3 separate regions of the Homo sapiens genome follow, and all the other regions are linked to region 2. A link is an interaction called in ENCODE POLR2A ChIA-PET data of the cell type or tissue named here. Cell type or tissue: GM12878. All regions are shown on one strand. Links, peaks and the distances in the headings refer to the core of each region. The heading gives the core; the rest is flanking DNA.

What was found. Peaks named below come from ENCODE experiments on the same cell type or tissue, not always from the same donor. Only the 100,000 strongest peaks of a DNase experiment are listed, where the experiment ranks them.
Region 1: POLR2A ChIA-PET joins it to region 2 with 6 read pairs; 2 of 35 experiments call an interaction of 5 or more read pairs at or near these places.
Region 3: POLR2A ChIA-PET joins it to region 2 with 5 read pairs; 1 of 35 experiments calls an interaction of 5 or more read pairs at or near these places.

The regions. Positions count from the first base shown.
Region 1 is chr5:35,134,624-35,139,623 of GRCh38, forward strand. The region is part of intron 1 of PRLR (prolactin receptor); the gene reads right to left. Among named protein-coding and RNA genes, the nearest start is that of AGXT2, 89 kb to the left of the region's middle. In GM12878, for the core only: no CTCF peak of the experiment used is centred there; no DNase peak of the experiment used is centred there.
Region 2 is chr5:35,296,898-35,308,105 of GRCh38, forward strand. No RefSeq gene overlaps it. Among named protein-coding and RNA genes, the nearest start is that of PRLR, 72 kb to the left of the region's middle. In GM12878, for the core only: no CTCF peak of the experiment used is centred there; DNase peaks (open chromatin) are centred at 5,844 and 6,434; H3K27ac peaks cover 720 bases.
Region 3 is chr5:35,431,317-35,442,524 of GRCh38, forward strand. No RefSeq gene overlaps it. Among named protein-coding and RNA genes, the nearest start is that of SPEF2, 180 kb to the right of the region's middle. In GM12878, for the core only: a CTCF peak has its summit at 5,320 (motif pointing left); a DNase peak (open chromatin) is centred at 5,258.

The DNA of each region.
Region 1 (5,000 bases), core at 1-5,000, 170 kb before region 2:
TTAGAGCACAACCTCAATGAACTGGGATTTAATTTAATTAACTGAAAAATAAAAGGTGTCTTTTGTTACATTCTACTGGTGGAAAAGTAAAGTGGCAAGAAAGCAAGCAAGGATCAGGGCTTTATTAAAATCACCTCCTAGACAGTGAGTCTCCAGTGATGCACATTGGAATCATCTGAGAAACTTTAAAAACTACGGCTGTTTGGCTCCCATCCCTAGATGTTCTGATTTAATGGCGTGGGGTGCCGCCTGAGGGTTAAAATTCTAATGTGGAGCAAAGTTTGAGAACCACTGCTCTAGATATTTCCTGGTGCTGGTGTAACGCAGCCCAGTCATCTAAGCCATCTATAACATTGGACTGAGGAACATGTTTTTTTTCCCCTTTTAAATCTACTGACTGAAAGTAGAACAATCCATTCAAGGCTACATAAATAAAAATGTAATTTAATGTCATTTAGAGATTTGTGTTTTTTTTTTTTCTTAGAGAGTTCTATCCTGTTGCTTTTGAAATGAAGACTTAGGAAACAAATACTTCTTTATCATTCAGTCCGAAAAAGAAAATAATTCTGTCCTAGGGAAATCAGCTAAGGAAAAGGCATGAGGAAGGGAAAAAGAGACAGAGAAGGAATGCAGAGAGAACCAGGGCACAAGACACAAACCAGATCTCTCAGACCTGCCTCCTGTCCTGCTTCTCGACTTCCCCAGCACACGCATGTCCCACTGTCTTGTCCTCGCGGCCTCTCCACTCAGCGTGTACGCGTTGGCTTCTGGTGAGAGAGGAGGGGAGAAAAGGCAGCCAGAGGGAGACACAGCTGCCTCACCTTTGCTGAGCTGTTGGGTTTTATTGATCTGTTTTGTGTCTGCACTTCGGCCTGTTCTGTCCTGATTATGTCCACTGCTTTGAGTCCTGACCCTTATTTCTGGTCCCTGAGTTATTTTTTCCTCGTGGTTCTGCAAAACCTCCTCTTAGGCTTCTGAGGGTCTACATGTGTTTGCCACACCCTGGAGTTTCAGATTGACTCCAGTATCTTCCTGTCTTTCCAGGTGCTTTGTGGCTTCTCTAGCCAGAACCTAACCCTAGGGTTTTCTGACCATCTTTGTTAGACGCGGCAATCACGATGCCTGCCTCAGCCAGTGCCCGTCCTGAGGGAGCCTGCCTTGGGCAGCCATGTTTTGTTCTGGGTGACATTGACTCCCTACTGGCCTTCCTCATCCCATGGGGGACCTGACCAGAACCCAGGGCAGCTGTGGTGTGGGAAGGCCAGGGGCCTATGAGGTTGTCTGGTGGGAAAAGCTTTGTCCGAATAGGGGAGAGCAGGATAATCAGATTCCTTACCTTCGGAATTCGAACTGGGAAATATGGCCACGATAAGAAAGCAGCAATGTGAGAAGCAGCTGAGAAGTTATGAAGTAGAAAAACGGCAGTGTGGCAAAGAGAAGTGATGAATGAGCAGAAAATGTGAGGTAGGGAAATCATACGCAGAATGAACATAGAATACAACCTTTGAGAATTTGATGAAAGCTCCCTTCCCCAACAGGCAGAATAAATACATACACAATAACAGAATTGTGCAAGTTTGTGGACTCTCTGAGGCCCATGTATGAACCCATATAAGGTTCAAAAAAGCCAATTGAATTTCTTAGGTACAAGGTAAAGCCTTAGTTGGTGAAGGAAAAAGAGACGAGCAGCTTGGGAGGACAATCTCTAGAAGAGGCTTCCTCAGCCTCAGCACTGTGGACATTTTGGACTGGATAATATTTTGTCATAGGGGCTGTCCTGTGTACTGTAGGGTGCCTAGCAGCATCCATGGAGTCTACTCACCAGATGCCAGTAGCAACTCCCCAGTCATGACAATAAAAAGTGTCTCCAGACATTGCCAAATTCCCCTGGGAGGCAAAATTGCCCAGGAGAGAATCACTGCCCTAGAAGTTGACTGAGTCATGCATGGGAGAGGCAGCATCAGGGTGAAGACTCATCAACTGCAGCTGCAGAGGTCCTCAGATCTGGTTTCCCTTCCTTGAGAGGCCCAGTTCCTATTCGTTTCCTGTCTCTGCTACTGACTACCTCCGCCCACCCTCAACCTCACCGGCTCCCACTTTAGCTGGCTAGCCCACGTGAATCTCTACTTTTTACAGTGGTTCTCAAACTTCATCAGAATCACCTAGAAGGCTTGAAACATAGATTGCTAAGCTCCACCCCCAGTTTCTGATTCACAGTTCTGGGTTGGGGTCTGACATTTGGCATTTCTATTAAATTCCCACTCGATGTTTATGTTGCTGGTATCGAGTCCACACTTTGAGAACTATTGCCTTCCAGAAAGAAAAAGAAAAAAAAAAAAGCCTAGCTAATACTTTTTCCTGAGCTCCTCTAACAGAGGCAGATGAGTAGAAGGAGACAGAAAAAAAGAAAAAGTGATGCTTCAATAATGTCTGGTACTCTTCAATTTCTAATGCAGAATACTATCAGCAAACGTTTACTGAGGGTGAGGACGCATGCAATAACACTCTACTTTTTAATCCTTACAGCGACTCAGAGATAACAATAGACATTACGATCCTCATTCTACTCACAAAGAAAACAAGGCTTGGAGAAGGTTAGGGATTGGTCTAAAGACCACATGGGTTGTAAGTGACTGGACTGTAGTTTGAATCCAGGTCTGTTTAAATAAGTCTGAACTTTCTCCACTTTTTAAGACTTTTTTTTAAGCAGCATAACTTTCATTACCTTATAGAAAATCTCATGGAGGATCTCCAAACAGAAAAGAGATAAGAGGAGCTGAAAGGGTACCAGAAGGAGCATGCAGTGAGTTTCAGCCATTTGGCCTCCTGTCCTTTGTGGACATGCTGGAGGCATCACCAGAAAGGTCCAGCGTTCCTAGAAATCCAGTAAGAAAGTTCCTGTCTTACAAATTCTGTCTTCCCATTGGTTCATATATTTCAGAATAATCTCCTTTAACAAGGATATGGTTATCTGATTCATCTACACATTTGAGTGCATATCATGAAAGGTTATTCTCTGATGTCAAAGAAGCATTCAGTCATTAAATAACAAGGCAAGACAAGAAAAGAGATATGGAAATGACACTGTAGTGCTTGGGCTCTTTTAATGGAAGGACACATGCATTTTAGTGGGAATCAACCAGGAGGAAACATTCTTAAATATTAACGTGTTAAAATATTCACGAGGCTGAGGCAGGAGAATCGCTTGAACTCGGGAAGCAGATTCGCTTGAACCCGGGAAGCAGAGGTTGCAGTAAGCAGAGATGGCGCCATTGCACTCCAGCCTGGATGACAGAGCGAGACTCCATCTCAAAGCAAAATAAAGGGTTAAAATATTAAAATGTTTAATTTCATTAATTTCATTTTATAGACTGAAATAGCCATTTGTTCTTATACACACATACTTAAAGAGAGTATAGTTTGGAAAAAATGTTTAAAAATTTAGTGGTCCAGTCTGGCCTGGGTTAGGGCTAAATCTCAGGCTTGAGGCTTAGAGCTATTTGAAAATGTTCGACAAAAATTAGAAGGGCTGCATAGCTAAGAGCTAGAGATGAGCTATTTCAATTCTATGCGAGAATTCTTCAGTAAGAATGGCCTTTTAAAAGATACTTTGGAAGTTTCAGTTTTGCAAGATGAAAAGATTTCTGGAGATGGTTGCAAAACAATCCGATATACTTAACACTGCTGAACTGTACACTTAAGAATAGTTAAGACAGTAAATACTATGTTATGTGTATTTTACCACAATTAAAGAAAATGTCATCATGGTAAAACCACAACATTTTCATTGAGGAGATGGGCAGTCAGGAAGTTTTTTATTTTTTGATTTGTTTGCTGTTTTGTGATGGAATTGCTGTGGAGAGATTGGAATTTATGGAAAACAGGACATGCTTCAAAATGATGCACATTTTGGTTTCATTAGTCATGTGAAAGGCACAAGCCAGTGAGATTCAACTGTGTGATTGAGAAAAACACCCTGTGTAGAGAATCAAAAGGAAGAATATCTATATACTTATTCTGTCTTATTTTCCAGTTTCAAAGATTTAAACTTCATTTTGGTGAGGATACAATAGGGCACCAGTCAAAAACAATACATGGTTCACAGCAGGTTTCTGGATCATTCAGAAATTCTTCAAAGGACACTGTCACTGTTGGAGATTACTTTATTTCAATGCATCTAAGAAGCTATCAATTGTTTTATCTGCTGCCATTACTTTATTTACTACCAAGAAAAAAAATCTTCCAGTTAAATCATGATATGCCCAAAATTATAAGATGTATTCCAATTTCAAAGATAATAAAATGTATTTAAAAAGTTCTTGTCAGGGACTGAGGGGTAGGAGAAAGGACAGATATTGGTCAAAAGGTACAAAAAATAAGGAAAGAAAAAAATACATAGCTTTTTGAAATTTGATATGGGAGAGGGAATATTTTCCATGCAGTTAAAAGGTAAATTTTGTAGGCAGTTGAGCTATAGGAGGTTTGAATAAACATATTAGCCCTATAATTTTATTTTCTTTTTATTTTTTGAGATGGAGTCTCACTCTGTCATCCAGGCTGGAGTGCGGTGGTGCGATGTCGGCTCTTTGCAACCTCTGCCTCCTGGGTTCAAGTGATTCTCCTGCCTCAGCCTCCTGAGTAGCTGGGATTACAGTCGTGCGCCACCACACCCAGCTAATTTTTGTATTTTTAGTAGAGACAGGGTTTCACCATGTTGGCCAGGGCTGGTCTCAAACTCCTGACCTCAGCCTCCCAAAGTGCTGGGATTACAGGCGTGAGCTACTGCACCAGGCCAGCCCTACAATTTTCAACAAGTGCTAATAATAAAATGAATCCTGGTCAACAATTATAAACAAAGAAAAAAGTTCCTCTTAGAATTGAAGATGTGTGGTAGAAAGAAAAAACCCCACATACTATAAAATAATCCAGATACAAACATAAAAATAGGGATTTTCCTAGAAGACGACAGATGTAAGCACATACTTCAAATATTAAAAGGA
Region 2 (11,208 bases), core at 2,780-7,779:
TATCAAGGTCATGGTGCTTATATCTTTTCATTTGTCTACTGTCTTTTACAAAATTTTATATTTTTTATCAGGCCTTGAGTATTTTTGTTAGAATTATTCCTAAGTATACCATGTTACTGTTATTGGGATTAATACCTAATACTTAAAGTTACCTTTTTAAAATGATTATTGCTGGAATATAAACATGCCAATAGTTTTGGTACGTTGCTTTTGTATTAAGCAAACTAACTAAACTCTCTTATTTACTCTAATAAGTTATCCTTAGATTTTTGAATTTTGTACGTAGACAATTTTACAATCTGCAAATAATGATAGCTTTGTTTTTATATCTCTAATCCTTCTTCTTGTTTTACTGTCTAGACTTTTTAGAACCTCCATATAATTAGTGATATATAGAATCTTTACATTGTTGCCAGTCTTAAAGGAAATGCTTTTAACATTTAATCGTTAATAATTATGTTTGCTGTGTCTTGTTTTGTTTTTTACTTGTTTGTCTTTTTGTAGATGTCTTTTAATGAGTTGTATCAATTTGCTAGTGCTGCCAAAACAAAGTTTCACAGGCTGGATGACTTAAACAACAGGAATTTGTTTTCTTATTGTTCTGGAGTGGAGATGTTCAAGATCAAGGTGTTGACAGGGTTAATTTTATTCTGTGGCCTCTCTCCTTGGCTTGTAGAAGACCATCTTCCTGCTAGTATCCTCAGTCTGTACTCTGTATGTGTCTATGTCTTAATCTCTTCTTATAAAGACACCAGTCATATTGGATTAGGGCCTGTCCTAAAGACCACATTTTAACTTAATTACTTCTTTAAATTATTAATTTCCAAATATGGTTACATTCTGAGGTCCTGGAGGTTAGGACTTCAACATACAAATTCAAGACGGAATACAAGTCAACCTGTAACAAAGGTTAATAGCATATGAGCTGGAATTCTGAAGAGTATTGAATGAAAGAAAATTTATATAGGCATAGACAGAGCTAGGGCAATGAATAGCGTATGGTAAAGCACGTAATAGGAAGCTGTTTATCTTTTCTAGACCTGCTGTTACTATACTAGTGAGAGCTGGACTTGGAACAAGGGACTGTCTAGTAGGAGTTGTAGTTATATAGCCTGAGCTGCAGCATTCATCAGGGAAGGGAGGAAATACCCTGACTTTCTTCTCATCTCTTCCCACCCTTGAATTTCTTGCTCACATGCAGCTAAGGGTAAGGCACCTAAGTGATGCAGCCCTTAGGGGTTGGACTCCCAGATGCCAGATCAAGGGAGAGGTAGGCAGAGGATAGATCTGCAAGGCAAAAAGGAAATAAAGAGCACCTCTCCAATTCCTAATGTGCTGAGAGATTTTATTGCAAATGAATTTTCATTTTATTGAATGCTTTTTAAAATATCTTTAAAAAATAACCATTTAATACAGTGAATTACAAATAATTTAACATAGTGAATTACAAATAATTAGTTTCCTGTTTTCCTAGGACAAATCCCAATTGGTCATGAAAAATTATCTTTCATATTATTACTGGTTTTGGTGTGCTGATATTTTACGCAGAATTTTCCCACCTGTATTCATGAGTGAGACTGGCCTTGTAATTTTCTTTCTTGTACTACTCTTTGAATTTGATGACAAGGTTAGGTTGGCCTCATAACATGATTTGGGGGATTTTGTTTTTCTTTTTTATTTTCAGGAAGATTTTGTGTAAGCCTGGAATTATCTGTCTCTTGAATGACAGGACTGGCAGTAAAGCTATGTGGACCTAGTAATTTTGTGTGTGTGAGAAAGATTTTACCTACCAATCAATTTTTTTTACACATTGTAGAAATATTTCTTTTTAAATGAATTTCAATAAGTTGTATTTTTTTCAAAAAATTTATCCATTTCAGCCAAAGTTAATCCATTTCTGACAAAAGTCTTTCACTATGTTCTTTTATTTTCTGTTAATTTCTATAGCACCTTTTATCATGTCCCCTTTTTCATTTCTAACACTGTTTACTTGTGCTTAACCTTTTTTTTTCTTCTCTTAATTAATATTTCCAAAGTTTGTCTCTTTTACTGGGCTTTTAAAGATTCAATTTCTGGCATTGCTGATATCGCTGTTATGTCTGTGTTTTTAATTTCACTAATTTCTGGTCTTACCTCTAATTTTTATTTCCCTCTTTCTTTGGATATATTCTCCTGTGTTTTTTTCTGTAAACTATTTTATGAGATGTTTGTAACTCATTAATTTTGAGAATTCGTTTCTGATGTGAACATATAGGCTGTAAGTTTCTCTCTCCAAGTGCAGCTTTAGGTTTAATGAACACATTTTTCTGTTTGTGATTTTTTTAAAAATTATTTTTAGATGTTACTAAGATGTCTTTTTAAATATCAATTAAATAGAATTATGTGTGTTTTTCAAATTTCCAAATAAAGGTTATTATTTGTTAGTTAATTTTTTATTGATTTTTTAATTCAATTGCCTTGTAGCGAGAAAATGTGATCTGTGGAATAGCCAATCTTTAGAATTTATTAATATTACCTGTATAGTCTAACATATGGCTAATTTTTGTAAGTGTTCAATATATGCTTAAGAAAAATGTGTATTCTCAAATTGTTGGGTACAACAAATTAGTTGAGATTTAAAATTTTTCTTTTAAATAATCTATATCTTTTAGATTTTTTTGTCTGCTTGATCTTTAGATTGCTAATATAAATGTTTTCAAATCTCTTGTTATGTTTGTGAATTTGTCAATATCTTTAGCTCAGGAACATGTCGCTCTGCATATTTTGAATTTATATCCTTATGTACACACAAACTTAGGAATTTTACATCATGTTTCAGTGAATGTCTTTATTTATAGCAATGCTTTTTTGCCTTGAGGTCCATTTTGTATAATTATTCAGTTAATTATTACCTGGCAATTTTTTTCATCCTTGAACCTTTAATATTTCTGTTTCCTTAAATAATAGGTGTGTCTCTTATTAATAACATGCAGCTGAATTTCTAAAACCATTTACTTGAGGCCTTTGAGGAATCGTCACACTGTCTTTCACAATGGCTGAACTAATTTACACCCCCACCAACAGTGTGTAAGCATTCCTTTTTCTCCACAACCTCACGAGCATCTGTTATTTTTGGCCTTTTTGATAATAACCATTCTGACTGGTGTGAGATGGAATCTCTTTGTGGTTTCAATTTGCATTTCTCTAATGATCAGTGATGTTGAGCTTTTATTCATATAATTGTTGCCTCCATGCATGTCTTCTTTTGAAAAGTGTTCGTTCATGTCCTTTGCCCACTTTTTATGGGATGGTTTGTTTTTTCTTGAAAATTTGTTTAAGTTCCTTATAGATGCTGCATATTAGACCTCTGGCAGATGTATAGTTTGTGAAAATTTTCTCCTGCTCTGTAGGTTGTCTGTTTACTCTGTTGATGGTTTCCTTTGCTGTGAAGAAGCAGCACTATTCACAATACCAAAGACATGGAATCAACCTAAATGTCCATCAATAGTAGACTGGATAAAGAAAATGTGGTACACCATGGAATACTATGCAGCCATAATAAAGAACAAGATCATGTCCTTTGCAAGGATATGGATGGAACTGGAGGCCATTAACCTTAGCAAACTAGCACAGGAACAGAAAACCAAATACTGCATGTCCTCACTTATAAGCTACATGATGAGAACACATGAACACATAGAGGGGAACAACACACACTGGGGCCTTTTGGAGGGTGGAGGGTGGGAGGAGGGAGAGGATCAAGAAAAAGAACTAATGGATACTGGGCTTGATGCTTGGGTGATGAAATAATCTATACAGTAAACCCCCATGACACAAATTTACCTATGTAACAAACCTGCACCTGTATCCCTGAACTTAAAAGAAAAAAAAAACCCACTTACTGAAATTTAATCTACATTCTACATACAGTAATATGCATAAATCATAGATATGTCACTTAATGAATCTTTACCTACTGGATTCAGTTGTGTAACCAAAACATTGATGGAGAAAGAAAATCTCACTACCTCCCAGATTCCCGTCCTTCTAGTTTCTACATTTTCTTCCTCCTCCTTCCTCCCTCCCTATTTCCTCTTCCTTCCTCCTCCCTACACCATCTTTATCTCTAAACTATGAATTTGTTTTGCCTGTTTGTTGTGCTTCATGTAAATGGAATCATACACTAGGTTGTCTTTTGTGTCTACCTTCTTTCACTCAACATGATGTTTAAGAGACTCACCCATATTGTTGCATGTAGTTGTAGATTTTTCATTCTCATTGCTGCATAGAATTCTCTTGTATAAAATAAACAATAATTTATTTTTCCATTGTACTGTGGAATAGGTGTTTGAGAAGTTTCCAGTTTTTGGCTATTTTGCATACACTACTCAGAACACTTGAGTACATGACTTTCTATCAAGTAGAATTTCTGTTGGGTACATATGAGGAGTTAACTTGTATTATTTCTTTTGAATACTTATATAATGGAGTCAATTTCTATCAGCTTACCAGGTGTCTCCTACTTGTATCACTTTTTTTCTAATTTTCCCCCCACTCCTTCCTTGCCTTGTTTTCAATTCAGTTCCCCCCCACCTCTCACACCTCTGCCTCCAACTCCACACATTTTCTTTCCTCTGTTTGTTTGGAATTTATATGTTCTATATTCACCCTTTATTTGGTTACCTTGGCTACTTTAACCAGGTTAATACTTACTCAATACAATAAAGTCTGTCTTTACCTTTCTTTTGAGTAATATAAACACAAACTCTCATGATCTCCCTATGCAATTTACAAACTCCTACTGTGAAGTATTTTCATTTTGGCCTGTGTTTTATCTACTGTGTATTAGATATTTTTATTGGTTTGTGTGCTGTCAATAATTGCTTGGTATTATCCATATATCTTTGTTTATTGTTTCTTTCTTTCCTTTTTGTATCACAGACTTTCCTTCTAGCATAATTTCCTTGACCTTAAAATGCATTCCTTAAGATTTCTGTAAAGAAGTCTTTCTAGGCCGAGTTGGGTGGATCACGAGGTCAGGAGATCGAGACCATCCTGGCTAACACAGTGAAACCCCGTCTCTACTAAAAATACAAAAAATTAGCCGGGCAAGGTGGCAGGCGCCTGTAGTCCCAGCTACTCGGGAGGCTGAGGCGGGAGGCTGGGGCAGGCGAATGGCGTGAACCCTAAGGGGGCGGAGCCTGCAGTGAGCCGAGATCGCGCCAGTGCACTCCAGCCTGGGCAACAGCGAGACTCCGTCTCAAAAAAAAAAAAAGAAGTCTTTCTGCGGTGAACTCCCTAGCTTAATGATTGTGTGAAAATGCCATTATTTTCCTCTCATTTCTGAAAGTTAAATTTGCTGGGTGTCTGGTTCTTGTTTGCCAAGAATTTTGTCACAGCAGTTGAAATAACTCAGGGACATATGTTAGGATATTATCTTTAGTTTTTACAGGGAAAGCAACTATCTTTGGACTTCAACTTTTGTGACTACTGTTTTAGGCTATTACCTTCTTGCTTAACAAGTTACTTATTTACTTTTTAGGGGCTACTTAGCTATCTGGATTTTTTTTTTGAAGGAACTCAGGATTTTCTTTTTTTTCTATAGGCCCCTAAAGAGGGGTGTTTCTGTTCCATCTTAATCATAAAACATAAATTTAAAACACAATTTATGTGAAAGCCATCTTGAAAAACTAAATTCTTTTTGGAGATTTCTTCTTCATCTGGAACTCAATTTGAGAAAGGCAAGTTCCCACACTGTCCTCTTTTGAATGTCTACATTTATTTCTTGTTTCACTCAACACTGAGAGTGTCACCCTTTGAGGTTCCAGGCTTATGTGAAACTCTTTTCTTAGATTCAGTTAAGTTTTCCCATCTTCTGTACCCTGTACATGGTGCAGATAATCAAGCCCAAGGGGAAACCCTAAGTCTCTGTGGTGTGAATGAGTTTTCTCTGTGCAGCAGGCAGGAGGAAACTGTCTATAATTAAATTAGGGTAGCATTTTTTCTCAATATCAATGCAATGAAATGACTGAATTTAAACCTGTACTTTTATACCTGATACCAAAACCAAATATTCAAATGTTCTTTGAAATGAACTTGTCAATAAATGATGTATTTATCTTCATTGGTTTAAAGCACATTAATGCATCTGCCTATCTAATTATCTGTGGAAAGTCATTTTTAATGTCCTTATATATTATATAGGTCAATTAGGTAATCTTTTAAAATCTGGAGTATTTTTATTTAATCACATTGAATAATTTTCATTGTAAAAAGACATGATTCAAACAATTTGTAATATGGTTCACAGGATTATGTAGAGCAATGAAACGTGTCTGAGAACTAAAACAGGGTTGAACATTGCTGTACTTGACAGTCCCCAGCTGAACCAGTTAGAACTTTTCTCTGACAGGCAGAAATTGAGAAGCAGGGCCAGGCATGTATCCAGTCAGAAGAAGCAGGAGGGGTGGGGAGAGTCACAGAGTCATCCCAAAGGTGGAAAATGAAACTGCCTTCTGTGCATGCCCGCAATGAGAGAACTCAGTCAACAAGACAACTCAGTTGCTAGAACTGCATGGATTGCACTGTATCTTGATAAATTCTCCTGTTCCCCCAAAACTTTATTTTCCATGTGGGTGAGCAGTAGGAATTGGGGGACTAGTTAAGCATCTGCCACTCCTATCTTCCTTATTTCTATTCTTTTTTTTTTTTTTTTTTTTTTTTTTTTTGAGGCAGAGTCTTGCTCTGTCACCCAGGTTGGAGTGCAGTGGTGCAGTCTCAGCTCACTGCAACCTCCACCTCCCAGGTTCAAGCGATTCTCCTGCCTCAGCCTCCTGAGTAACTGGGACTACAGGCACGCCCCACCACGCCCAGCTTATTTTTTAGTAGAGACAGGGTTTCACTGTGTTAGCCAGGATGGGCTCGATCTCCTGACCTCGTGATCCACCCGCCTTGGCCTCCTAAAATGTTGGGATTACAGGCATGAGCCACCACCCCTGGCCCCTTATTTCTAATCTTTACAATAGACCACCATTACTTTAATTTAACCCAAATGTGTCTTTCTTATTTTATTTTACTTTATTTTATTTTATTTTATTTTATTTTATTTTATTTTATTTTAGGAGTCTCACTCTGTTGCCCAAGCTGGAGTGCAGTGGCGTGATCTCGGCTCACTGCAAGCTCTGCCTCCTGGGTTCACGCCATTCTCCTGCCTCAGCCTCCTGAGTAGCTGGGACTACAGGTGCCCGCCACCACGCCTGTCTAATTTTTTGTATTTTTAGTAGAGACGGGGTTTCACCATGTTAGCCAGGATGGTCTTGATCTCCTGACCTTGTGATCCACCCGCCTCGGCCTCCCAAAGTGCTGGGATTGCAGGCGTGACAAACGTGTCTTTCTTTTTTGTAAATTTAAGAATAGTTCAGGAGAGGTTAAAAGAATGAGATTTATGTAGAAAGTTTAAAAGAATCCAGAGAAAAGAAAAGTCATGAGAAAACAGGATTGCTGGCAGCCTGTATTGTTTAGTGCATTACTTAATATATTGCTTAGCCAAAAGGAAGGACATTTCTTTGGGAATACCAGGCACTTGACATGAAAATGTTGTTAACCTGGACAACAGAGTTGTCTTCTTAAGCCAAAATGATGTTTAATAAGACCCAAAGGGAGGAGAAAGACCTATTAAGTCTTCTACCCAAACAGCACCGTGCAGTAGCAATTGCTTCCAGCTTTCTGTATGTGATCCAGATTTACTAAAACTTTTCATATCTCTGTCATGTAAATATAGTCTGTTAAAGCTGCCTGCCTGAACTGTTTTTTCACCTCTTTCCAAATCCTCTGTGAAATATTCAGCTGTTTGCCAATGTGGAGATCAGCTAGGCTCTGTTGGGGCTCAGAAAGCAGTACCCCAAAGACAGGGACTTTGACATCCTGAGAGACCTTAGAAGCTGCCTCAGAATCGAGGTCACTGTAACCTTGTCTCGCCTCCCCAACTTCTCCACTAAGCACTGAGACAGATTTTCTGGAATTTCCTAATGTGAAATTTCCTTATCCTTATTTCCAAAAGAAATGGAATTGTCTTAAGACCCCCTCCCTAGGGATCTCATCGAATAACCGGTAAAGGTCAACCACCAGAGAAGAGAAGAGACTGGGAGTAACCACCACACCCAGATGGAATTTTCGTCTGTTCTCCAAGAGATTACCTGACACGTTTTATCTGCACAATAAGACAACCCTTGTTCCTGTGTAAGTCTGCCCCTCGCCTTCCCATAACGTCTGTTTCCCACTTCTTAGATCCATACATCTGTCCTTCTTTGAAGAGAGTATTTAAGCATCAACCAACTGACCCTCTTTGTATTCACATTTTGTATAACTTCTGTGCCCAGGTATGCACATATTCATGATAAATTTGCTATGCTTTTCCCTTGTTAACCTGTGGGTGTTTTTGTTTGTTTGTTTGTTTGTTTTTGCTATAGTGGTGTCAGCCATGACTCTTTGCCATAGGGAGAAAAGAGATCATTCCCTTTCCACTTCTGTTCTCATTAGAGGTCGCCAACACATTTGTAAAAGTTTCAGTTTGTGCTTTCAGGATAGAATAGGCAGGACAAACAGAATTTCCTTCTTCACAAAAGGCTTACTGTTTACATTTTTTTCTATATTCCATACCCTACTACATGAACTATAAGAACAGGTTTTCCTTTGTGCTAATGGAAGATATAGTTTTGGAACAAGACTGCAATGAGTGTTTAGTTAGGTCAATAAGAAAAGCCAATATGAAAAGTGTCTCTGTTTTTTTTTTTTAACAGTCTGTCTAAATAGAATTTTCAATGTTTAATGGCTAGAACTGCCTTTTAATAATTGGTGGAGATTAAGAATTTGGTTAGCAGTCATTTCCCCATGGGCAATGGCACACAGAATCTCATTCCCAGAACTGGGTGTTTGCATGAACCTCAAAGATGTGGGCTCATCAGACAAGAAAATGAAGGAAACATCGTGAGTCAAATTGGCTGTATGCCACTTTTGTTATGGAGTGGGACTCAGGTGTTAGGGTGTTTGTAGTTTGAAACTTTTCTCACTTGAGAAAACAGAAGTTTCTTCCAAATGTTAGAAACTCAGCTTGTTAGACAAGTGCTGTTCAATAGAAATATAATGTGATCTACATATGTAGCTTCATATTTTCTGAAAGCCACAAATAAAGCTAAAAGAAACAGGATAAATTAATTTTTAATAATACCTTTTATTTACTGTAATATATATTAAATATAATTTCTTTTTAAAAAATTTTATTTTTGAGACATAGTCTTGCTCTGTTGCCCAGGCTGGAGTACAGTGGCGCCATCTTGGCTTACTGCAACCTCTGCCTCCCGGGTTCAAGCGATTCTCCTACTTCAGCCTCCCGAATAGCTGGCATTACAGGTGTGCACCACCAAGCCCAGCTAATTTTTGTATTTTTAGTAGAGACAGGGTTTCACCATGTTGGCCAGGCTGGTCTTGAACTCCTGACCTCAAGTGATCCTCCTGCCTTGGCCTCCCAAAGTGCTGAGATTACAGGCATGTGTCACAGTGCCTGGCCTCATTTCAATGTGTAATTAATATAAAAACTTGAATGAGATATTTTACACTCCTTGTTCTAAGTCTTCAAAATCCAGGGTGTATTTTACACTTACAGAATGTCTCCATTCTGCCTAGCCACATCGCAAGTGTTCAGTAGGCACATGTGGCCAGTATTTACCAGGTTAGACAGTGCCTTTTCAGCCCTGAACTAAAGACCTTTTCTCCCACTGGTTCCAGAGGAATCCTGATGGTCTAGGTTTCCTTCCCCCAGTGAGATCTCCAGTTCACTGCAAGAATACAACCTACCCCTCTGATATAAGTAATGAGTTTCCTGCTCAGATGGAGGCAAAGGACTAAGGTTAGAGAACTGTCGGGGGCAGCCAGGCCAGTAAAACTGGATGACTTCAGTATGAAAGATGTCAGAAGACCATAGCCAGTGGGCAGAATAAATATGCACATGTTTACTTTGGAGCTATGTTCTTTTCAGCTTTTGAAATTCCTCTGCCCAGCTTCTGACAACCTGCCTGGGCCACTGTGCTAGACTTCCCATATATCTGAAAACACATGTGTATTCTCCTTGGGGCTCTCTGCTGTGTGTGAATCTGTCAGATTTGACCTGCCTTAGCTTGATTTTCTGATTTTTTTTTTTTTTTGGCTGTATCCCTACTGTCTTATATTACAACCTCAACTCTTGCTGAATCTTGGCTTCTTGGGTCAGATTTCTGATAACCTGAGACAGTCTCTGGCCAATTCCCATAAAGCCTATATTAGTACAGCCCACCCATTTTCTAGTCAGGTTGATACAACACAGGAGACAAGTATAGATAATTATGCTTATTAGGTTAAACAATCTGAAAGCCTTTAAGTTAAAATGGCTTAAACAAGATAGAAGTCTCTTGTGTAATATGAGAAGTAGGTGGTACAGGGCTGGTATAGTGGCTGTACTCCATGAGGTTGTCAGAAATTTATTTGTGGCTCTACTATCCCCAGAGTATTGCCTTTGCCCACTTGATCTAATATGATTTTGCACCAGGATTATTTTCAAGAGCAATATAAAGGCAGGGAGAGCAAAAGGGCAAGACTTGTGCTTCAAGGACACAATTTGGAAGTTGTTTCCATAACTTCTGCTCCTATTCCTTTGGCCAGAATTTAGTAATATGGCTATATCTAGCTTCACAGGAAGATGGGCTAAGTGGTCTTTATTTCAGATGGCCTTGTGCCCAGTTAAAAGTTGGGAGTTCTATTACTTTGAGAGACATTGGAAGAATGGATGTCGAGGGACAACTGGCAGCTTCTGTTTTATGTAAGGATATGTATTCTGCTATAGGTTTGTTGTTGATGCAGCATATATAACATCTTTAAATACTTAAAGATCATCAGCCTTATTATACAGATGGGGCAAATAATGAAGAGATGCAAGATATAGATATCAGCAGTGATCCCTTGGAGTTTGAATGGGTGGGATAGAGAGCGACTAAAATTAAGGCAAAAGAGACTTTAATTTGACATAAGGAAAACTTATTGATCATGAAGTGCCATTGCAGTGGATTAAGAAAAGGTTTCCTATATCTTCTCTCTATGATTCACATTTGTTTTTGCCCTTTTGATCTTCTTGAGTTAAACTCTCTTTCATGGTGTCATCCAACTGTTTTATTTGATTACATTCAGTGGTATTTATATATC
Region 3 (11,208 bases), core at 3,276-8,275, 130 kb after region 2:
AATTATGGGAATAATCAGCTAGAAGAGCATGTCTTTCTTCTGTGGTTGCAATAACAAGAAGTAGGAGGGGGAGAAGGAAAAGGAGAAAGAGGAAGAAGGAGAGGAGGAGGAAGAAGAGGAGGAGAAGAAAAAGTGCCACTGCCAACCTAGTGAATCCGATAAAAGAGAAACTTCTGATAGATTGACATGAAAGAAAGCTGTCATTTAGGATCAATATCCTAAGTGTTTATTTAAATGCTTTATGGATGAGCTGTTGAGTCTTCTGCTCTTCTGGTGAAAGAATTAAAATCTAGCAATGTTTCCAGACTCCTTTTTGACTTGACTCTGATACCTACTATCAGGTGTGAGTGGGTTATTCATTTATTCTTTTTGGATCTCAGTTTTCTCATCTAAAGATAGAGAAAGTTGGCCTCCATCAGTAATTTTCCTTTGTCAGTATTGCATTTTTGGCTTTGTTAAAATAAAGCTTACAAAATCAGATACTGATAGAATTCCATCACTGGGCTTGCTTTAAAGAATGAATGAAACGACATGGGGAAGGTTCTTATACTTGGCAGATAGGAATTGGTTGATGAAGTAAGACCGCTAGATTGTGCTTGCTTCTCCCCTGATGCCCATGGTATTATCACCCCATGTGTCCTCTCACATACTAAATCAATGTTTTAAGCATGTGTCTGAAGGTCAGTGAGAAACCTAGTTCCCCTCCACAAATATCTGTGTGGATTGTTGGCCAGGGGAGGGGCAGGAGCACCGAGTCACCCCTCTGGTCTTTTCTCATGAAATGTTCTGATCTCATTGGATTCTCAATCCCTGTGTGTCTGCCTCAGCCACTGCTGCCCTACCTATGAGCTTGTGAATTTTCCTCAAAATGGAAACTGAACCCAATGCTTTCTTCACACATGCACATTATACCTAAACGCTCCATTCCTTTTCCCCCTTAAGTTCCATTAGTACAAAGCAATTGGACAAAGCCAGCTTTCAACTGAAGGTTTGGGCTAATGGAGGGAAATATCCACATATACTAGCACAACATGGTCACTAATTTAAGATGGAATATTAAACAACGCTGCTCTAAACCCACGGTCTTTCTCTGCCTCTGGGAATGTCTCGTAGGTAGGTTCCGATCCCTGAGGGTTTGCCTCCTCAGACCTTTCTCTCTCTCTTACCACCTTAGCCTTCAAACCTCCAAATTTCTCATAAATTAGAGTTTCATTTTCTACCCCCTACTCAGATTGAGCTCGGATGATCTGCTAAATGAGAACCAACTACATCACACCTCCACAGCACAAAACACAGGTAGAAGCTTTGAAATTACTGTTTCTCCTTCCATCTGATTACATTTTTAGGCTAAGCTCCCATCTCTGTAGACAATTTAGGGAAGAAGGAAAAGTAGAAAGGTATAAAACCAGTATAAGTTCTCTCCCTACTTTGAGAGAACGATTCCAGCATATGACTTTCTTTTCTACTTCCCAATATAAATATTATCATTGTCAGCTTTATCGTACTATTATCTATCCTGCTGACACCCAGCACTTAGATTAACAGTGCGCTATTCTGAAACAAGAGATGAGACCCTGCGTCCCTATACCCTGGCTCCTCAGTCTAACTTCACATGTCCCAGGCTGTCCCCTGGGTATTTCATTACGACCAAAAGGGCAGTTCTTCTTAAACCATGTGAGGAAGGAATACTTAAATTTTTTTTCCAATTTCTCAAGGACTGATAATTTTGTAAAATCAAAATAGATTACCAGAAAATAAAATTCAAAACAAAAGACATACAAATTCAATTCCCAGGTTTTTAAAATTATGAGATACAAAAGATAAAATAACTGTCAAATTGCTGTATAAGTTTCTAAATGCATACTCTTCATTTCTGTGCTCATCTTTGTGCAGATAGGTTAACAATGGTTCTTGGGATCAGTTGATTTCTGAGTTTATATCCAGCTCTAAAACTGTAACATTCTCCTGTGAAATCTTCATTCTCAGGTCTGACATGTAGAAACAGAACCACAGTAGGTGTGGACCTGCAAGCTAAAGGAAATTTAGTTGTGAAGCATCTTTCCAGCTTGCAACATTGTTATGAATTTATTTGCCACATTTAGCACTATGGTGTCACATTGATGTACAGTACCAGTGGCTCTTAAGCAGCACAGAAGCTAGATGACATTATTTCAATTCTTGCTAAAATGGTTTATTTCCCAGAGAACGTTGGGTTTTGTTTAATGTATTCTGGGCTCCAAGGCTAGACTCCTGTAATAAATTAGCATAGCCAGATTTGCTTTTATGGAATTCAGTTATTTCTTTTTTATTTCTTGAAAGCTGAGTAATTTTGAAAGTAATACAGAGTATAAAAAAGAGGCCAGGTGTGGTGGCTTATGCCTGTAATCCCAGTACTTGAGGAGGCTGAGGAGGGAGAATCACTTGAGGCCAGGAGTTTGAGACCAGCCTATGAAACAAAGTGAGATCCAATCTCTACGAAAACAAAACAAAAATCAGCAGGACATGGTGATGCGTCTGTAGTGCCAGTTGCTTGGGAGGCTGAGGCAAGGGATTGAAGCTGCAGTGAGCTATGACCATGTGCCACTGCACTCTAGCCCGGGCAACACAGCAAGACCCTGTCTCTTTTAAACAAACAAAAAATTAATTTAAGAAAACACAGAAAAAAAAAACTACAGCTACTTCTAGTGAATCTTCCTCATAAATCAACTATTTCCAAAAACTTAAAACAAGAGAGTATCTTCAACCTTGAGAGTTCTGGCATTTAACAGACTGTTGAGAGCTTTCTTCTTACTAGTGTATTTGTTGGCAGTAAGTACTAAGGTGGGAGGTGTAGGGCAGGGACTGACATTTCTGTTCTTTAGTGGGCATTAAATTCTTCAAGGAGTCTGTGGAGGCTTTTTTTGTGGTACCATCTCATCTTCCAAACTTGACCTCTTCCTTGTTCTTCAATTTCTACTCGCAAATTTTCCAGTGGTAGAAGAGTTGGAAGAAAAGAGAAAGATCTGGTTCAATTAAGACTGAGTAGAGCCTTGACACATTTCAATTCTTTCTTTTTAAAAAATTCACTTTAAATTCAATTTAACTGTCTAGCTTAGGTTTTCATTTTAAAAATGGACTTGGGGGCAGATGATTCCTAACTTCATTATAAATACTTTCAGACTTGCAATAATTTTATCCCATATTAGACTTCTTCAGCTTAAGTGAGAAACATAAATCTGGTTTATGCCTAACAACTTGTGTTTTGTAATGCTCCACAAAAGACCTTTTGATGAAGTAGATCAGGTTTAAGAAAAAAACCTCTTCCCCAGGATTTTAGTTCCTGCAATTCATCAGGTCTGCAGAAAAACTCAGAAAGTTCAATTGTGGATCAAGACTTAACATGTAGACCTCAACCGTTCTTTTTCTATTCTTTGCATCTCCCCAAGTGATCCATGTCTTTCTTAAACATGGTGCTTCAGATTAGCCACTCTATGCCTGTCAGATTCAGTTCAGTTCTCATTTGTTGACCTCCTACTGGGTGCTAGATGTTGTGTTAGGCATTGACAATATAAATTTGTCCCTTCCCTTGAGGATTTCATGGAACTTCATCTGTTTGTTAATTTTTGTCATTCAAGTTCTTATCCATGTCTGTAAAATACGTAAGTAATTCTCACCAAAAATCTATTTTTAAAAATCCATTGTTATTTTTGCCTGTTTTTATTAAGGATCTTAAAATACCAGAAGTTAAAATAATGATATCTTACTTAAGACAACTTTCTTGTCTCACATAGACTGGGTTGGGCATTTCTCTTATGCATGTTCATAGCACTTTGCTCAAATATAGCATAGTACATTTGCATATCTTTGTAAATGACCTCTTTCTCTGGCATCCTTACTAGACTATGAGCTTTCTGAAGACAGAACCTATGTCTTAGCCATCATTGAATCTTCAGGACCTAGAATATTTCCTAGCACACAGTAAGGCTCTATAAATTTTACTGAATTATTGAATAAATAAAAGAAAGAAAAGAAAACCTCCACTTATTTGGTCTTCAAGTAACTCATAGCTAAGCTGCTATTGAAAATAGGATCTTTATAAAGTCTGGCTATGTATTCATTCAACTGCCAGGAGTTTCATGTTGATTTATTAATGTGAAGAATCAAAGAGCTCTTTGAGACCAGCATCTCACCTAATTCACCTTTAACATGAGTTTCTTGGCTTTGAGCATATGATTGCAGCAATGTAGCTGTGACAAAATGCATATAGCATTAATATAAAGCATTAATATAAATCAATGTAAGCCCCCACACCATGCCACCCCACTGAAGCAGTTTTCTGTTGTATTTGAGACACCAAATATATAGAGTCACACTTCCTGGCTCTATCATATGTTACCTGCATGACCTTGGGAAAATGGCAATCATTTTGAGCCAGTTTCTTCATCTGCAAAATGGGATAACAAGAATTACCACATAGTGCTGTTGTGGTTGATGTTAAAAGATAAACTTACACATTAACATTTTAAAGAGCTTATTTAAGCAGATAGTGATTTAGGAATCAGGCAGCATCATACCACAGTTTAGGGCACCACTGAGAGGACCCAAGGGGAAACGTTTTGTAGGGTGTTCTTGGAAGTCAGACAAAGAGAACATTTGATGGGCTAAAATGGAAAGTCCCTAGTTAGAAGTTAGTTGGCAGTTTGTGATCCTTAATATTGCTGCTATAATTATGGTAATTTGTTGATTTTGCTTAAAAAATTAGATGATAACACATTTGAGCTTAAGCTTAATGGCTAAGCTTAAGTTTCCTTTTCATAGCTATGACCATTCACTCCAGGTTGGCTTTCAGTTACTTATGTTGGAACCCAAAGCGTGGGAGCCCTCTCAGCCTAATGGTCTCCCAATTACTATTATTTTTAACAGTAGTTAGAAGTTAGTATTTATAAAATGCTTAAAACACCGTCTTGCACATAAGTGCTTAATTAATGTTAGCCATTGTGAAAGAAGATGTTTACATTGCTCTGTAAAGACATTTATTTTGCAATTACTGAACATCAAAGGAAACACTTACTGGAATTTGTTCTTCACTTACAAATGTATAATTCTTACTAACTGCAATTCTCTGTAGCTCAGCTGTAGATTCTTCAAAGGAAATATAAATGCAAAACTCTATATGCTGCTTAGGGTGGCAGCGGAATTGGAAAATGGTTTTCCTTAGTGATCATAACAATTTCAATCAATGTCTGGTGGTTACATCTGAGTCAGCCGCACGATTTCATTGAGAACAGAGGTAGCTTGAACCTTCATAACTGGTATTATTGTTCACAAGCAAGCTCCCTCTGCTGCCCCCTAAAGACCAGATCATATAATTTCTGAAGGGTATTATTCTCTGACCTATATTTTCTTCTATTTTTTAAGGTATGCCAACACAATTCATTTTCGATTAAGCTAAGCACCATGGCAATAACTAAATAAGTACTATTAGATACACTGGATTTCATTTACCTTTAGGATAATTTCTAAAATGCTTCAGTGTTTGATATCTAGTAAAAAATTAAGACTTCCCTAAGTTCTCTGAATTCATACCATTTGACATACAACTATCCGACAGTACTGAAAAGCATTAACTGCATCTAGACCCAAAAACAAGCTAAAAATGGTAGAGGAAATTTTACATTTGCCAAAACATAAAATACAAAATTGAGAATGAGCTGCTTGTGTGTTCTCAACAAATAAGGAATTTTTTGACTCGCTCTAAAAAACAAGTTTTCATGATTGCAGTTACTGAATTTTTTGGGAAATAATTGCTGGTTATTTTGTCACATTTCCTATTGAGTTCAAATGTGCTTTCATCTATTTTTTAAGCAAAATCAGTAAATTACCATAATTGTAACAGCAATATTAAGGATCCCACAATGCCAATGGGTGTAAAGAATCCGATTCATAGCAGATTTCAATTACCATAATTCTGTTGCAATTCTCAAGGTCCATCCTTCCTTTAGTAACTTTCTTCCAAAAGAAATCTTTGTAAAGGAGAAACACTAAACTTCTTGGGGATTCACAACAAATAAAGCCATCACTCTTTTGATATGGGGGCGCATGTGCTTATTTCTTATGTAATTGGCTGAGTTTACCCTGGAGCAGATTTACTGAAGTACTCACCCACCAACATCTAAGTCAAAAAGGTTTTGAATGGCTCTTACTGTCTAACTTTTCATTTTATGGATTGCTAGATGCTGGACAGTCTCTTTTATTTGCTACAAAGGCCTAGAATTTCTTTTTCCTTAAAGTATTATGTGCTGGGTTTTTAAAAAATTGTATTGAAATACTACCTCTCCGCAGTCTCTGATATGATTAATAGGATCCAGAGCCTATTCATTTGCTGTTTGTTTTTAGCTTTAGGAAATGCACTGCTGCTCCCATTTTCTCTTCATAATATTTTCAATGGACCATGAGACTTATTGAAGAAGAAATGTAGTGACTCATACAGCCACTTGATGATAGTATATAAAAGATTCCAGACTAGAGCGGAGTGTACACATTTCTGCAACTCGGAGATCATGGTTGTCTGTCTTGTCTCCTAAAAACTGAAAGTAATTTCAACTACCACATGTATACCGCTAAACTTGCAAATAGGCAGGCTATTATGAGGTTCAAAGTTGATATTTTTTCAAAGAGATTTTTAATATTATAAATAAAAATCATAACCAGTGTTACCTTTAATACATTAATATCATATTGCTAGTTTGTCTAATACCGTACTGGGGTTTAGAAATTTGCATGCAGAACTTCTATGAAATCTTTCCTTTTGAATAGTGGAGAACTTCCATGAAATCTTTCCTTTTGAATAGCAATAGAACTATTGTAAACAATGCTATTAATTTCTGAAATGGGTGCCATATTAATTTTGTATTGTTGCTGTAACCAATTATCACAAATTTCGCAGCTTAAAACAACACAAATTTATTCTTACAGTTCTCAAGATATCAACAAGTTATATTCCTTCCTAGAAGATCTAGAGGAGAACCATTTTCTTCCTTTTTTCAACCTCAAAAGGCTGCTTGCATTCTTTGGTTCATAGTCTTCTTTCTCCATCTTAAAAGCCAGCAATACTACTTTTCTCTGACAATCCTCCCATAGTCACATTTCCCTCTGACCACATCTCCCTCTGACCACATCTCCCTCAACCAGGAAATATTCTGTAATGTTAAGGACCCATGTGGTTAGATTTGGCCCACCAGGAATCCTGTACGATCTTTCATCTTAAGTTCTGCAACATAACCACATCTTTAAAGTCCTTTTTTGCCTGTAAGGTAACATGTTCACAGGATATAAGAATTAAGACATGGACATCTTTGGGGAGCAATTATTTTGCCTACTATGGATATTATTTTCATCACTAGGAAAAATTGAAGCACAATGTGTAATTGCCTAATGGGTACTTCCTGCATGCTACACAGACAAAACCAATTCACTGAGACCATGGTATTGCAGTAAAGAAAGAGTTCAATTGACACAAAGCTGGTCACATGAAAGATGGAGTTATTACTCAAATCAGTCTCTCTGACTGCTCAGAGGTTAGGGGATTTTCAAGGATAGTTTGGTGGGCAGGGTGCTAGGGAATGAAGAATGTGGAATAGTTGAGAATGAAACCATAGAGGTGTGGAAAACGGTTCTTGTGAGCTAACTCAGCCTCTGAGTAGAGGCCACAGGACTAGTTGAGGCATGAGTCGCCATCTGGGTGGAGTCAGCTGGTCTCAGAAATGCAGTAGTCTGAAAAGATCTCTCAAAAGTCTAATCATAGATTCTACAATAGTGATGTTATTTACAGGAGTAATTGGGGAAGTTACAAATCTTGTTTCCTCCAGAACAATTGCTGGTTATCATTTAACGATCCCTGCATCTTAGCAGAATGCAGGTCCCTCTCATAGCCCTAACCTGGTGGTTTTTCATTAGTTTTACACAGGCGGCTTAGTTTTGGGAAGGACCATTATCATCCTTGCTTTCAGATTAAACTATAAAGTAAATTCCTCCCAAAGTTAGCTTGGCTTATGCCCAGGAATGACCAAAGACAGCTTAGAGATCAGAAAATGGATGGAGTCAACTATGTAAAATTTCTCTTACTTAATTTCGCAAAAGCAGTTTCAATTGCATACACAATATGGTCTCTAACAGTAAATAAATAACAGTAAACCTATTATTTCTATTGACTTTCTTCAAATCCTCAACTCCGTAGTTTCCTTTCCACTAAAAAACAGAGGACTAGAAAGGCATATTAAAATTACTTAGATTCATATTAAGAAGTCTTAAAATAACTGTGATTGGTGTGTGTGTGTGTGTGTGTGTGTGTGTTTTCTCAGAGATGATTCGAATATTTTCTCTTTCAAAATATCTTCCTTTGTGACTGTACTCTTTATTAGCTGGAGCTGATTCAAATAATCATAGAATGGATGCTGGTGTCTGATCTGCTTTTCTCCTGACTCTCAATTTCCCACCATGACTATTACCGTATCTCATTAATCATCAGGATAGAACACCTCAGGTTGTTAAGCTCTAAATGCATTCTGACAACTCTCAGAGATGATCTGGCACTGAATGTGAGAAAACAGATGACCATATTCAGAACTAATGGTTGGTTGAATACTTTATTTGTAACCATTAGACTAAGTTACTTTTCGTAAGTACATAGGTCTCAGTGCTCCATTCTCAGTGCTCCCCAACTCCTGACATCCCCAAATAGAGAATGTTGTCATAAACACCAGATGAAGAAGGAGAACCTGCACTTCCTAAGATCAAGCAGGCCGACCTCTAAGAAATGCCAAATCATGCACCTTACCTTGGCTAAATATGCCTCACTCTTTACACAGGACTTTGTTTTTAAGCAATCCTCACAACAATTTTGTAATGTAGGCATAATCCTCCCCCACCACCAGAACTTCAGAAGAATTGAGTAAAGTATCCAAGATCCACAGCTAAAAAGCATTAGAGTTCACTTGATTTCAATAAAAAAATTACAAGGCATGTTTTGGCCTGTTAAGGCAAGAAAAAAACAGTCTGAAGAGACAAAGCACTTACCAAACTCAGATGTGACATAGATGCTAGAATTATATAGGTTAGAAACTTGGATCTACATAAGGAAAGGAAGAACATTAGAGAAGGAATAAGTGAAGGCAAAATAAAATCTAAATTTTTTATTATTCGTAATGCTTCTAAAAGATGTATGTTTGTTGAAGCAATAATAGTAGCAATGTATTGGGTGATTAGAGCATATGAAGTACTGAAAATGAATGACAGCAATGGACAGAAAAGAGGAACTGGGAATACTACATAACTGTTCGAATGGCTAAAATTCACAATACTGACAGTACCAATTCCTGGTGAAGATGCAGAGCAACAGAAACTCTCCCTCATTGTTGATGGGAATGCAGAATGTTATGGCCATTTTGGAAGACAGTTTAGCAGTTTCTTATAAAGTTAAACATACTCTACCATACCACCAATTCCCTTCTTAGGTATTTATCCAACTGATTTGCAAACGTATGTAAACACAAAAACCCTCATGTGAATGTTTATAGTAGCTTTAGTCATGATTGTGAAGAGCTGGAAGTATCCAAGATGTCCTTCGGTAGTGAAGAGTTAAACAATCTGTGGCACAGCCATACAATGGAATACTACTTGGTAATAAAAAGAAATAAACTACCAAGCCACAAAAAGATGTGGATGAATTTGAAGTGCATATTGCTAAGTGAAAGAAGGCAGTTTGAAAAGGCTGCATATTCTATAATTCCATTAGTATGGGAAACTGGAAAGGCAAAATTATAGAGATAATAAACATATCAGTGGTCACTAGGATTTGGGGGTAGGGAGGTTAATAGCACAGGGGATTTTCTAGGACAGTGAAACTATTCTCATATAATGCTGTAATGATAGATATATGACATGCATTTATCAAAACACAGAACCTTCCAGCACAAGGAGTAAACCTTAAGGGATGCAAATAAAAGAAAAAGTTTAGGAGGTTGGGGAATCCAAAGATGGAAGAATGCAGAATGTGACAAGATAATCTAACTGTATTACAAATGTACAAAATAACCTCACTAAAGGGGAGGGGATGAAATGGTGCTGACCTAAGTGACTTTGGAAACGAGTGGAATCTGTAAGATAAAAAGCAAAAGAAACTATAAATAAGCAGTGTACTCTAGTAAATAGAGTTTCTTCCCATGAGGGTATGGGTTTACAATTCTGAAACCACTATATGTGTACACTGGAAATGAACAATAAAGTAAATTTATGGCAGATGTTGGAAGACCAGTTTCTCACAGTTGGAATGTGAGGCTTATAGATAAGCAAGAGGAGCAGGAAACTAGAACAATCGATGTAGCAATGGATTAGAGTTGGAAATATCAGTATAAACTCATTCTTAGCTTAATATAAATATACTGGCTAAATATATACTTATTTATAGACATACATATATACATGTATTAGTATACACACATATTTTTCTTTCTCTTAGCTGAGAGGGCCTGGAAGGAATGAACATACTTAGCACCCAGAACTTGGTTACTAACACTAGATAAACACAAATTTAAAAACTGAGATCTCTTTGGAGAAATGGCTGATTCTATACTGGCAGAAAATATAAAAGATAAGCTTTGAACATCTTGAAGTGGCAGAAAGTAAGGAAGTGCTAAAAGCATAAAGCCAAAACTAACAAAAAACCAAAATGACATAGGAGCCAGCTGAAAGAGTTCCCACTGGACAAAGCTAGAACAATCTGAGCAGCAACATAAAGTACTATTGAATTATAACTCACACTATAAAATCAATATCCATGAGTCCACACTTACTTAAATAAATAATTGGACGGGTAAGTAAGTAAATGGGGAAAGAATAGAAAAATTTCCCATACAGAAGAATTCCAAATAATTTGTTTTTATAGATACTTGGCCTTCAAGGAGATGAAGCATTAGAGCATAACTCCTCATTCCTTAAGTGTGAGCTATGCTTTGTGAGTTCCTTCCAAAGAGTATGGTATGGAGAAGGAAAAGAAAGAGTAAATTTACAGTGGAGAAGCCTTACAGACACTGCCTGATTCAGCTGATCAAGGTCAACATCAACAAGTCATGTCAGTAGTATGTACTCTTGATATGATGTGATGAAAATGCTACTGTGGCCTCCCTCTTCAAATTCCACAATGCTAATCTAGTTATAGGAAAGCATCAGACA